Linked DNA regions of Homo sapiens: regions 1, 3 and 4 are each linked to region 2. The links are chromatin contacts, found by Hi-C or POLR2A ChIA-PET in ENCODE. All regions are on one chromosome and are shown on one strand. Each heading gives the region's core, a stretch centred on a gene start or an enhancer-like site at or near the end of the contact. The rest is flanking DNA. Distances are from core to core; before and after follow the strand shown. Region 1 overlaps MAST4 (microtubule associated serine/threonine kinase family member 4). Region 2 holds the start of SREK1 (splicing regulatory glutamic acid and lysine rich protein 1). Region 3 overlaps LOC107986419 (a long non-coding RNA gene). Region 4 has its middle 270 kb from the start of CWC27.

What was found. A loop is a pair of places that touch in the nucleus more often than their neighbours do. ChIA-PET counts read pairs that join two places held with the same protein, here RNA polymerase II (POLR2A). Pooled maps may share reads with other maps.
Region 1: a pooled map shows a loop between it and region 2 (10-fold over the local background). The contact joins the enhancer-like site here to the promoter of SREK1 in region 2. A Hi-C loop is called at or near these places in 6 of 50 pooled maps.
Region 3: a loop to region 2 is called in a pooled map, with 4 times the contacts of the local background. The contact joins the enhancer-like site here to the promoter of SREK1 in region 2. A Hi-C loop is called at or near these places in 1 of 168 maps with a recorded cell type or tissue (OCI-LY7), 4 of 37 single-sample maps with no recorded cell type and 4 of 50 pooled maps.
Region 4: a loop to region 2 is called in a map of naive thymus-derived CD4-positive, alpha-beta T cell, with 16 times the contacts of the local background. The contact joins the enhancer-like site here to the promoter of SREK1 in region 2. A Hi-C loop is called at or near these places in 2 of 168 maps with a recorded cell type or tissue (CD4-positive, alpha-beta memory T cell and naive thymus-derived CD4-positive, alpha-beta T cell) and 11 of 50 pooled maps. POLR2A ChIA-PET finds 5 or more read pairs at or near these places in 1 of 52 experiments (activated CD4-positive, alpha-beta T cell).

Annotation. Positions count from the first base shown.
Region 1 is chr5:67,164,603-67,167,600 of GRCh38, reverse strand. MAST4 (microtubule associated serine/threonine kinase family member 4) reads right to left here. Exons shown (of 29, transcript NM_001164664.2): 29 at 1-2,998. The coding sequence ends at 550. Among named protein-coding and RNA genes, the nearest start is that of CD180, 31 kb to the left of the region's middle. RefSeq lists an enhancer at 295-800 and a silencer at 1,241-1,290. Within about 2 kb of position 1,505, at least 35 of the 41 ENCODE cell types and tissues checked have a DNase peak (open chromatin) inside an H3K27ac peak, as active enhancers do.
Region 2 is chr5:66,142,995-66,146,102 of GRCh38, reverse strand. It overlaps SREK1 (splicing regulatory glutamic acid and lysine rich protein 1), which reads right to left and starts at 1,803. Exons shown (of 12, transcript NM_001077199.3): 1 at 1,566-1,803. The coding sequence starts at 1,726. RefSeq lists enhancers at 1,063-1,112, 1,173-1,232, 1,493-1,772 and a silencer at 1,953-2,022.
Region 3 is chr5:65,065,066-65,067,947 of GRCh38, reverse strand. It overlaps LOC107986419 (a long non-coding RNA gene), which reads right to left. Exons shown (of 3, transcript XR_001742682.2): 2 at 1,837-1,893. Among named protein-coding and RNA genes, the nearest start is that of CWC27, 300 kb to the right of the region's middle. Within about 2 kb of position 1,352, at least 3 of the 41 ENCODE cell types and tissues checked have a DNase peak (open chromatin) inside an H3K27ac peak, as active enhancers do; they include OCI-LY7, where a contact is called at or near this core.
Region 4 is chr5:65,034,424-65,037,518 of GRCh38, reverse strand. No RefSeq gene overlaps it. Among named protein-coding and RNA genes, the nearest start is that of CWC27, 270 kb to the right of the region's middle. RefSeq lists a silencer at 1,879-1,928 and an enhancer at 1,489-2,005. Within about 2 kb of position 1,723, at least 41 of the 41 ENCODE cell types and tissues checked have a DNase peak (open chromatin) inside an H3K27ac peak, as active enhancers do.

The DNA of each region.
Region 1 (2,998 bases), core at 256-2,755, 1.0 Mb before region 2:
ACTTAGAATGTTTTAGCTTATAAAAATGGAACCTTGAAATAGTCTCTTAAACCACAGACCAAAACATGTAGGTGGATGTGTATATACACGAATATGGGTGTATCTCTGTTCACACACACCCAGTTTTGACCATTTTGCTTCATTACTACATTATGATAAATGGTAAAGCAAAAATCTTATTTAAAAAAAGCTGTAGTAAACGACGCAATCAGCAGCCAGGTATAGACTCTACATCCCAAACCAAACACGATGCTATATATTTACAAAGAAAATCATTTTCCTCAACAACCCTCAACTGTAAAGGTAATTTTTTTTTTTTTTTTTTTTTTTTTTTTTGTACAAACACTATCTGGTAACAGTTTTACCGGTTACAACTGGGAAGGCATCTGGAAGAAGGTCCCCTCTTTGTCTTTCTCTCTCCCCTGTCTCAATGAGGCTCCGAGCTCTGCCTGGCGGACATTCCCACACAGTGCTGGTTTTGAAAGGTAGTCAAGACACAGTCGCCCGTTCAGGACGGGTCTCCACAGTCCTGCCCCTGGGCCCTCCCCGTTACAAGGCCTTTTTGTGAGGGCTGCTACGCAAACTCTCTTTCCCCCGCCTCTGCCGTACCACAAAGTCCTTCTCATTAGAAAGAGAGATGGGGCGGTCAGTGTTTGGGGCTGGGGATGGCTTGGTCACGTCTCTGCCCACGTTCTGTTTCCTAGCTGGGGGAGGCTGGGCTGGGGCAGGGTCCTTCCCTTTGGTTTCCCCTACGGTGGCAGTCACCGAGAGAGCCCTGTCCCGGTGGCTGGCCCCGCCCATGGTGTTTGGGTCGGGGTGGTGTGACTCCAGAGGCAGGGTGGAGACCCGGAAGGAGGGCAGGGAGTCACTCTTTGTCATGTGGGTTCGGCCCTCCCCGGCAGGCTGAGCCTTCCTATGGTCCCTGTTGCTGGGGGCTGGAAGCTCCAGCATGCCCCCGGCGGCCTTGGCAGAAGAGGTGTCGCTGCTGGCTGCAGAGGCCTCTCTAACTCCGGCCCTGGTTTCAGGGAAGCTGGAGGAGCAGCTCAGAGACTTTTCCGGGAGGGCCGTGGATCGGAAAGAACTCTGCCCAGTGGCTGAGGGGGACCGTTTCATGCCATTGGGCTTGTCTGCCTCCGTCGGTGGCTTCTGGGGACCGGGCCCTTTCCCTCTGGCCTCAGGGAAGCCCTTCCCCACCCCCGCGGCTGGCCGCTCCGCGCCTTTCAACCGGTTCTCGCTATGCACAAAGGAAAGGCCGGCCTCGAGCTTGTCGCCCTCTGCTGGAGCATAAAGTGCTTCAGTGCATTTCTTCCCTTCCGCCCTTCTGTCGGTGTTGGCGGCCGGCTGACTCGGGCTTTTGTCTGTCTGTCTGTTGTCTGTCTGTTTGCACAGGGTGGGGCAATCTTTCACAGTGGATGGTTTGGGGTGCTTTGGAGACAGGGTTTGCTTTTCACCAACAGCGGACAGTTTCTGGTCCGCTGGCTCACTAGGCCCTGGGTGTCCCGGCCTTGGCAAATGCACAGGCTTCTCCAGCACCTCCAGGGGCCGCCCACCACTGGTGGGTTGTGGCTTGGCGTCTAGAGGAGCCCTGTCAGTGTGCAGTGGGACAGAGGGCCCACCTTCTCCCTGGCCAATCCCATCGCTGGCTTTGTTCTGGGAGCCTGGGGTAGCAGGAAACACATCCGGCCCACTCTTACTGTGGCCCTTCCCCTCTCTGCTAGAGCCACCGAGGGACTGAGTGGCAGGCTCTTTGCCCTTTGTGGCCCCGACACTTGGTTTCTGAGAGGAGAGGGACCGGTCGGGGTGCTTAGTCTTTGGAGGGCCCGGGTCAGGGCCAGGCCGGGGCTTGTGGCTGCTGCTTTCACTGTGCGCAGCAACAGGCTTGGGAGGGTCCTGGGGGCTCGAGCTGGGCTCTGCAGTGCTGGGCTTGGCCCCCGGCTCTCTGCCAGAAGCGTGGCTTGGGGAACTGCAATGCTGCCTGGCAGCCGGGCTGGACAGGTCTTTGGCCGTCAGAGGGGGCGGAGGGATGCTGCTGGGATGCCTTTGTAGAGGCTGCTCCTTCCTTTCAGGTTCCTTGGCACCATCTTTCTGCAAAGATGGGAAACTGGAGAGCTTTTCACTCTTCTCACTCTCAATTCCAGGTGGCTGCAGAGACCGCCTGGCAAGAAGCGCTTCGGGCTTGGGTTCCACGCCACGCCTCACCTTGCCCAGCTCCTTCTCACAGGGAATTCCAGCTGAGTGCAGAGAGGAGTTGTCTCTGGGCGGGGGCCTCGCCTCACCTGGGCCATCTTTGTGGTTCGTTTTCCCACCCGGCGCCCATGCTTTCTCCATGGCCTGGGTCTGTGTATAGAAATCTGGGTGGGTCCTTCCCACAGAGAGGAGATTTTTGGAGTTGTCACTGGTTTTCGCAGTTTCTGGAAAGCACAGTTCCATGGAGGGCTCTCTGCATGTGTCAGCCCTCGCAGCAGAGCGCTCGCTTCTGGCTGTGGGAGGGCCTCTTTCAGACGATTCCCTCAGGCCTGGCTTCTCCCTTGAGGGGGAAGCTTCAGGTGGGAGCGGGCAGCGTGGCCTGGCCAGGTCAGGGCTGTGGAGGTTCTGCCCCAGGCAGGTCAGAAGCTTGGGGTCAGTGGTGTGGTCTTGGTGTTTAGGGGAGCTGCCCTCTCTCTGTTGGGGATTGCTTTCCATGACTGTTCCAGGGCTCCTGGCAGTAGGATGGGGACCTTTCCTGTCCCTCTTGAACTCTGGGTCAGGCAGGGAAACTGCTGGTGAATTCTGGAGACCTCGGCTGGGGGGCAGGAACCAAGGCTCCAGCAGGTAGGATTTATTCATCTTTAAGCTGGAAGGAGAAAGCTCTCTTGCACTGGTGGTATCGTTCTTTTTCCCACTGCTGCTGGGGAGAACTGGTGGCACAGAGGCCCTCACGTCACCACTTGGGCTGGGGCTCTGTGCAGACTCTGGGGAAGGCAGTTCTGTCTTGGAGGCCTGAGGTCCGGACAGGAGA
Region 2 (3,108 bases), core at 554-3,053:
AATAATGCCACGGTTAATCAATCAAAATGTACGTGCGTGCACTTATGCAGTATTCTCGTCAAAAATGTATTACCTGAATCTCGTCACGAATATAAAGATATATATATACACATATCTCTATATACCTCATCTATATATCTCATCTATATAAACTCAGATTATGAGTCATATTACAAGACAAAATGAACTACAAAACAAAATATCAATGTCACGACTTTAGAATCTTTAAAAGGGGACGGGACTGTCCTAGATTAAAGGAGATAACTATTAATACATGGATTACTTGGCATATTCAAGGGAGACAGTGTTATCTAATTACATACTAGATCAAAAGCAGACAAAAAAGCATTATTAAAATAACTGGGGAAATTTTAATAATCAACTGTAGCCAAAAACAGACAAAATGCTCGTAAAAGGAACATGGATGTTCAATGTATTACTCTTTCAACTTTTCTGTATGCATGAAATATTCCAAAACAAAAAGCAGAGAAGAAAAACTTAAAAAGTAAATTTTAAATATCCACACAACTTTTATATAGTTATGCAACAGCACTGTTATAACCTGAGATAGAAAACTAAAGAAAAATAGGTCTAAATGCATCACTAGGAAATAAATCAAAATTTTTTTAAAGAAATAAATCTTGGGTAACAATTACCCCTTCCCTCAAAGGATTTTGATATAATGAACAAAAAACGGAGGATCTTAATACTGTAAGATCTACCATTAAAAAAGAAAAAAAGTTTGTGTGCAAGAATGTGAACAACCTACAAACCCCTTGCGAGTTTTCTAAATAATATCGTACGAGGGAAATTTTACCATTCCAAAATACACTATCTGGGAAGTGGCCGCGAGCTGTGAATGCCAGCCAAGATCTGGACTTTAAATGTATACGGGAGGGATAACCCTGCACCGACTTACACTTTTTCTGAAAGCTTTGGGACAGTGTGACCTTTCAGGAGGAAAATTTAATCTGCTGTCAAAAGGGCTAACAGACATGATCTTTGGGAACATGGATGCGCTCGGTTAGATAAACCAAAATGCTAAGTTTGTGCGACCGTCCTGGGAAACAAACACAGCCCCAGTTCCATCTTGTCACCAGCAGCAGGCTTTCTCGTCAGCAAAACGGCCTGACACCAAGGCCTTAAAAACTGGACTGTGGCTCAGGCGCGGTCTCCGCGATTTTCAGAGTGGAAAAACGCTCTGAGACGTTTGCCATGAGGGCTGTTCCGGGCCCACCTGCGGCCATCTTAAGTTCGGGGGGAAATAAGAGGGTGGGGGCACGGAATTCGAAGACCCAGCAGCGAACACAAGTCCCGGAGGCACAGAAAGGGCAACCATTCTAAATCCTTGGTAAGGGCTCCGTGCAGTAGTTAACCCCCCAAATCCGACTAAGGAGAGCAGGACGGCGGAACCCGGGTGCCCTAATCAAATATGGGCACCAAGGTAAGCCGGCGCGATCACGTGACATGCACCGCGCGCCCGCGTCCGCGCTCTCCTCCACGCCTCGGCTCCCGAGGTCTCTATGGCGCCCGCGCCCCTCCCCCAGCCGAGCTCCAGCACTTACTCCGGGGGGTAGAGCCGCAGCTCCTCGATTTCTCCTAGGAAGGAAAAAAGCGTCCGCATCTGCTCGCTGGTCACCGCCGACGACAGATTCGTCACCTGAATCACCGACGTGGGGGTGAGGCCGAAGCCTAAGCCCAAACCGAAGCCGCCGCCGCTGTTCATCCCGATCCCGCTGCCGTTGCCTTCCCGCTCCCCAACGTCTACGACGCGTCAGCGACGGAGCCGGGAAAGCGGAGAACGCGCGGCCGCGAGCGCGCTCCCGCTGGCGAATTCACAGCGCCGGGCAGATCTAGCCGCCCATTTCACAACTCCCCTGCTCCCGGGGCTGCGCGCGCCAGCCGGAAGCGTCGCCCCGGCAACCCGGCGGTTCTCGCGCGGCTGCGGCCTCCAGCTCCCGGGTCCCTGGGGCTGTTGCTGCTCGTTTCACCGCCTGGATTTTTATCGGTGTTTTTGTTTTCCCCAAAAGTCGATGAGAGTCTTGTGCTCATGTCTACCCGGTTCCTTCCGGTCTCGGATTGGGAAACCAAGCGGCCTGGCCTACTGGTGCGGGACTGTAAAGAAGGAATGACTCTTGGACAACACGGAAGAACACTTGACCAAACTATAGGGCAGCCTTATCACATACAGGCAGCACCCCAACTCCAACTATTTTTAAAAGTTGGCAGGCGTCCTAATTGTGAAAAAAACAAAATTTTACAAAATGCGTAGGTTCAGGTTGAATTAAGGAAAGAGGCAGTAAGATGAAGGCTGTGCAGGGGTTGTTTATAACCTGTTTTTAATTCCCTCGTTCCACAGGTGTTGATGTTTATTGAGTGCTATGTCCCAGGCACTATTAGGCAAGGGCACGTAACAGACAGTTAAAGACAGTTCACATAGAACTTGCAACCTAATGAGAGACAACAGTAGTGAGTCCATGGCAGCTGCTCCCAAAATGCCCTCCGCAGATCCCTAAGGGTACCGAGACCTTTTCAGTAAGTTGGCAAGGTCAAAACGATTTTCGTAATAATATTAAGAGTTTCTTGACCTTTTTCACTTTGTTGCCATTTGCACTGGTAACGTAAAAGATTAAACTGCTGACACCTTAGCAGCAATCAAGGCAGTGGCGCCAGTCTTGTACTGGTAGTTGCATTTTGTATTCTTCACATCATACAACATTTAAGGTTTTAAAGTATGCTAGTTTCACTTTAAAAATGTCCTTCACAAATAACTAAAAATTGTATTTTTTTTTCAAATCCATCCTTGCTTACACGTCTTTTAAAGAATATGTGTGAAAAAATGGAAACTACTGCCGCTACATGCCCAAGTGAAATGGTTGTCTCCGGAAAAAGCACTAGTGTAATTCTTTGAATTTTCACCTAAAAATACAAATTTTATTACACTTGTATCCACCAGCTTGAGCTTGACAGCTTGCCAGTACTTAAAGACTTTTCTAGTAAAAGAAGCATTATATTAACAATTTATTTTTGACTATATAATGAAATATGTCAACATTTTTGTGATCTTTACAACTTAGTGGACACCTATTTTTCAAATGGCCAGTGGGT
Region 3 (2,882 bases), core at 103-2,602, 1.1 Mb after region 2:
AGTATTCATATGTAGGAATTGTAAGCATCTATTTAAAGAACATTAATATATAAATTATTAGTGATATTCATCACCAATAAATCATGCAAGTATGAACAGGCATTCTGCACTTTATTTGAAAGCTCAGTACTTGAAGTTTCTTCATTCTCTACTAGAGAGATTTTTAAGTTTTAGTGGTCTATAAAGGATTAAGTGGAATGTATGACTTGTATCCTTCGCTAGATTTTAAGAGAAAGGAGTTGTCACCAATATATTTTGACCAAATACCTTATTAAAGACACAACGAAGAATGGAGCTTGGAAGCAACGGTAGCCCAGACGCCTCTAACAGCTCCATCATTCTGTACTTTAATAACTCATTGGCAACATTATGAAGTAGTTTATGTTCCAGACTTTGCCTCCTGGTATCTAGATTTTTATAGGTGTTTTGATTGAGGTATAGAGGAGGCATTTTTTGGCTGCTGATTTCTATTCCAGATTGTGGGATGTGAATAATTTGGTAAATTAACATCAATGGGTTAGACTGTTCTTTGTTACCAAAGGCCCCTGGGCTGCCCATTCCACTGGATGGTCACATTAATTTGCAACCACAGGAGGATGGCTGCTGGGCACATACGCCCACATTGAATTTCCTTTTGCAGGTTTTCTCCCTATTTTGAATATTCAGGTAGCCACTAAAGTCTGAGGCAGCTCTCTCTTGTGCATTCATAATTCTGGCTAAACCTAGGGCTTCCAAAACTAATATCAGGGAGGAAAGATCCAAACCTTAGTGCTTTTGTGGCTTTTTTTTTTTCCTGGGGCCAATTTTCGGCTATGTTTCCAATGATCAGTCTGTACTCCTAGTTATATACTAAATACATAAACTGTGTGTGCTACAAATGATGTTTTTCTAGCCTGTCCGTATAGCCTATTAAACCAGAGTTGGCAGTTTTCCATCCCTTAGGAGAAGCATTTGGCATAAATAATATTGTCATTTGGGAAGGCTAGACATGGTTTGAAGAAGTGACCTTGTATAAATATTGTCTGAGGTATGACTGAGGCTAAATTATATGACAGAGAGCTAGTATAGTCTGGGCTCTGGGCCCTCCTGGTAATGAAGTTGCTTCTTGTAGTAATGGAACCATCTGAATTGAAAATGTAATCAAATACATCAGAGGCTGTTAAAAGCACAAGAACCAGCTTATTTATGAGCCCCCAGGGTCCAGAGGATGAGAAAACGGTGCTGGAATTTCTTTGTTGTTCAAATGGCTTTGTCTTTTTAAAAGACAAGATGTCCTAGAAAGTGCCTTTTGTCCTTGCCACAGAACTTCCCTCAGTGTTGAGACTGCTGGTCAGGCCAAGAGTTTGTTGATTTCCCCGCCCACGTGTGGGGTGAGAAGCTGGCACAGAGCAGAGTCTTGGGTATTGCTGGGCTATTTGTGGTTGACCTGGTAATATCAGTAGCACAATACAGTCCCCCCAAAGACAGTTACTTTCCATTCCCTCTCTTAACACCCTAGTTTAGGATTTCATTTCCTCTTTCTTGGACTGTGTTGTTCTACCAGCCTCCTAATTATTCAGAATTCCTTCCCTTCACTTTCTCTTCCTTCTACTGATTTGCTAGATTTGTCTTTCAAAAGCATGATTTTCATCAATCCATCTATGTATCCATTTGTTCCACAATTATTTGTTGAATGCCAACTGTGTGTCAAGCACTTTGCTACCTGCTATAATAAATAAAATTTATAGTCTAGTGAGGAAACAGATGTTTGACAAATAATCACACTACTGGACATACAATTATAAGCAATTATAATCTTGCTTCTTGCCTACAGAAGACTCTTTTTTAATAACTCACCTCCTTCTTCAGCACCTTCTTCAACCCCTTCTTCGGCACCCTCCTTCTCAGCCAACTCTGCTGAGGGGGAAGGGGAAAGTATTAAAGGTTCTAGCACATCAAAGTTCCAGAGGGTGTTGCAGACCAGTTGAAGCTGGTAACTGGGAAGTGCTAATTATAAAATTATATATTAGGTATTAGCATTGGGGAAATTGTACAGGAGTTTATAAAGAAGACAGAGGAGTTGCCTGAAGCTGGGGAGTCTATGCCCTTGCCCAGAGAAGGGGCGAATTATTGAAAAAGAGTGTACTGTAGGAAAGAAGCAAGATTCTTTGGTGGTGTGAAACAAAGGAATCTCATCTAGACTGAGGAGTCAGGAGAGGCTCCACCAAGGCAATGATAATTAAGTTGCAGTGTGAAGCATGCACAGGTCTCAACTTGGCAGAAAAGGGGCTGGGGAGGATAGACAGGGTGGGTGGGTGGAGTGCTTTCCAATCAGAGGAAAGGCTGCAGCTGGGGGAAGTATGACGCCATTCGAGGAATGAAGAGACCATCAGCATGGCTGGAAGTACAGAGAGTGAGGGCCACACCGGGAAGGTTACGTAGCTCATGTTAAGAATTGAGGTCTATATTCTCAATTAACCATTAAAATGAGCCATTAAAGAGTGTTTAAGCAGGGCTGTGATTTGACCAGGTTTGCATTTTGAAAAGACAACTTGGGCTGCAGTGAAGAGGACCAATTAGCAGGGGCCAAAGAGATCAGATAGGAGGATAACGGCGAAGCTGGGTGTCAGCAGTGGAAATGAGAAGTAGACAGGTTTGAGTATTATTTATGTGGAGGAAAAAACCACAAGGTTTGATGATGGATTGAACATGAGGAATAGGGCAGAGGTAATCATCAAGGAGAATTGCAAGACTCCAATTTGTGCAACTGGATTGGTTGCACATTTACTAAGCAGGGGAATACTGAAAAAAGGAACTAAATTTTGGGAGAAAATAATGAGCAAAGCCTTGAAGCAAAAGCATGCTTGGTGTTTTCAAGGAAGAGCTAGGGGAGCATAGTAGCT
Region 4 (3,095 bases), core at 474-2,973, 1.1 Mb after region 2:
AAGACCTTCTAGGCAAAAGGCCCTGGGAGGCTGAGTTTATTCTCAAACCACCAGCCTTTCTCCCACCATCACGTTCAGTTACCAAAACATACTTACTTTTTTTTTCCTGTAACCTCATTTTAGAAGTGAACAGCTTTCAGTTAAAGTGATTTGCAGGGGATAAATAGAAGTAGGCTCATGCCAGACCTCACAGAGAAGTTCTAGATGGGCCCAGCATGGTGGCTCATGCCTGTAATCCCGGCACTTTTGGAGGTTGAGGCGGGCAGCTTGCCTGGGGTCAGCAGGAGTTCAAGACCAGCCTGGGCAACATGGTGAAACCCCATCTCTACAAGAAGCATAAAAAAATTAGCCGGGCGTGGTGGTGTGTGCCTGTAGTCCAAGGTACTTGGGGGCTGAGGCGGGAGGATTTCTTGAGCATAGGAGGTCAAGGCTACAGTGAGCCCAGATCGCCACTGCATTCCAGCCTGGGTGACAGAGCAAGACCCCATCTTAAAAAAGAGAGAGGGAGAAGATCTGGATGGTTCATGTCCTCTGCTTATCCTGGATATCTAGAATCTTACGGAAACCTTATATTACCCTTTCATGAAGTGGGAAAAGGACTTTAGAGAAGGGGGACAGATTAGAAGGCAGAAAATGCACTAAATAGTGTGACTCTCTCTTCATTTAGGCCCAGTTCTTTCTCCTGTACTTCTCTAGTTTTTTAGTAAAAGAAACAAGGAGACTGGAGCTTGGACTAACAGAATTAGCATGTTCAACATCAGTGTTCCAAAAATCATCAGCCATTTATCTTCATGGGGAGTTTTTCCTTTAGGCGCCAGCTGACTTTCTTTTCTTTGGCCCCTCTTTCTCATTCTGCCTTCTGCCACCAGCCTCCATCTCCACTGCAAAACTCTCCACGTCCCATTCAGGTCAGGGCCTTCCTTCACAGGCACAAAAGCTCATCCTGCAAATAATCAGCTTCTGCCCAGGTTCTCTATCATTAGCAATATAGAAAAGAGCAGAAGCTTTCAAGTTTTGCTCACAATTTGACATATATTTGATCAAATTTTTAGTTTGGGCTTGTATGCTCCACCAACCATCAAACCCTGGCAAATGTAAGTAAGGGTGAAGGGATGGTCTACCTCATACACTAGTAAAAACTGAGAACATCTTAGATGCTCATAAACGGAAATAGTGTTTAAGTACTTGATGATACCTCTACTAAAGGAGTAGATCTTTATGATCTTTAAAGCAATGTTTGAAAAAAGCACAAAAAAGTTTCTGCCACAATATAAGTGAAAAAGGTAGGCTACAAAATGATATAACATGACTAAATGACGTTAAAAACCTGAAGATCTGCTGCAAAGAAAGGGGGTTGTGGGGGGAGACAGGAAGGAAATGCATCAACGTTAACAGAGGTTGAGTCTAGAGGGTGGGGCTTTGGGTGATTACTTTTTTCTTCGTAATTTTCCACCCTTTAAAAGAGCATGTCCTACTTTTATAATTACGGAAAAAAGAAAGAAAACCTTGAGCTTTTGCATTTAACCAGTCCGCAAAAGCAATAAACAAGACGCGCTGTGGCCAGGGAACCCAGCGTTCGAGGGGCCGGCAGCGCGATCTGGCTGTCGCCTGTGGGCGGGGCGCAGTCCCCGGGACAGCCTCCCGGACCCGGGCCCCCAGGCTGCCCGCAACCCTCAAAAAGGAGCCTGTTTTATCTCTGAGCAGAGATGACGTCACCCTAAGGAAACCAGAAAGTGCTGATTAATCATGAAGTCAGAACTAATCCCTGAAAAGAAGTCGGGTAGGGGCGAGGCGCGAGAGTGCCCCAGACGAGATTGCAACCTCAGACGCCGCGACCGGGCTGGGGTCTCGCCCGTCACGCCCAGCCGGGACGCCGGTGCGCCCCGCCCCCACCTCGCGTCTCCCCGCTTCCCGCTTCCAGCTTCCCCCGCGTACTCCCAGCCTCCCGCCTCCCGCCGCCACTAGGTTTCTCCGGCCAGCGGCCTGGGTGGCGCATGCGCAGCGGCGGGATGGCCGGGCCCGCTCCAGACCCTGGCAGTCCACAAGCTCCCAGTCGCCTGCCGTGGTCCCTCCCCGACAGGTTCTTATTGTACCGCGCAGTGGTCGCGCACCGACTAGCTGTGCTTTTAAAGATGATTATCACTATGGCGGTGAGACAGTAGTTTGGCCGAGACCTGTTCCAGTACCCGAGCCAAAAAGGGTGAAGTAGATCCAGGACCGTCACTGGAAGCCACTTCGAGAGAGAGGCCATGCTTCTTAAAGTATGGGTTTCACAGCCGCCAGTTTTTTGGAGGTCTATAGTCACATGTTATTCACAATCTTATTTTTATTACAGTCGGTTAAAAAGGATTTCATCCATTGCTAGAACACTGCAATCCTCAGCTTCGGGGGTAACCAGAAGGCTCTCTGCGCCCGCTGCTGGGAGGTGGCGGGGCCCCGGGTCCAGAGCCAGGCTGGAGGCGGGCGCGCCCCACCGCCCCTGTGATGAGAGACAGCAGGAAAACTGGGCGTCCGGCAGCCCTGGGGCAGAACAGGTTGCTTGTCCCTGGGGAGCCCTCTAAGGGATAAAGGACCTTGGATGCGATCAGTCTTTCTTTGCGGAAAGCCCTCACACCTGTCCTGAGAGATAATTTGCATAAAAGCTGTTTGTGCCCTGGAGGAGAAAAGAAAGTGATTAAAAGAAGGTGGGGAGAGGGGTGGTCTGAGATGTCAGTAAGGATATTGGGCTGTGAAATACGTTGGTCTTATAAGTGGCTCTGCAATATCTTCTAAGAAGAATCCTCTGTGAGGCCAGCCTCTTGTTTTTAGGCTGGTCAAGCAGAAAAGAAGAATGGAAGCCCATTCACTGAGAAGCCACTGGGCCCCCAGGGACACCTCCATCTTGCCTTCACAGCATTTGCTCTTGCAACAGGTTCTTAGATTAATTTGGCCTCGTGGTCAGTCTTGAAGCAGCTCCCACATGTGCCCTGGCAGCTCAGCGCCCAGCTGTCCCGTCCTGTGTTTGTCTAGTTGATTAGGCAAGTGTTAACCAGTGAACCACAGAGGCCCATGGTCCAGTGGGCAGGGTGTAAGAAAGTACCTGGAACACAGAGATG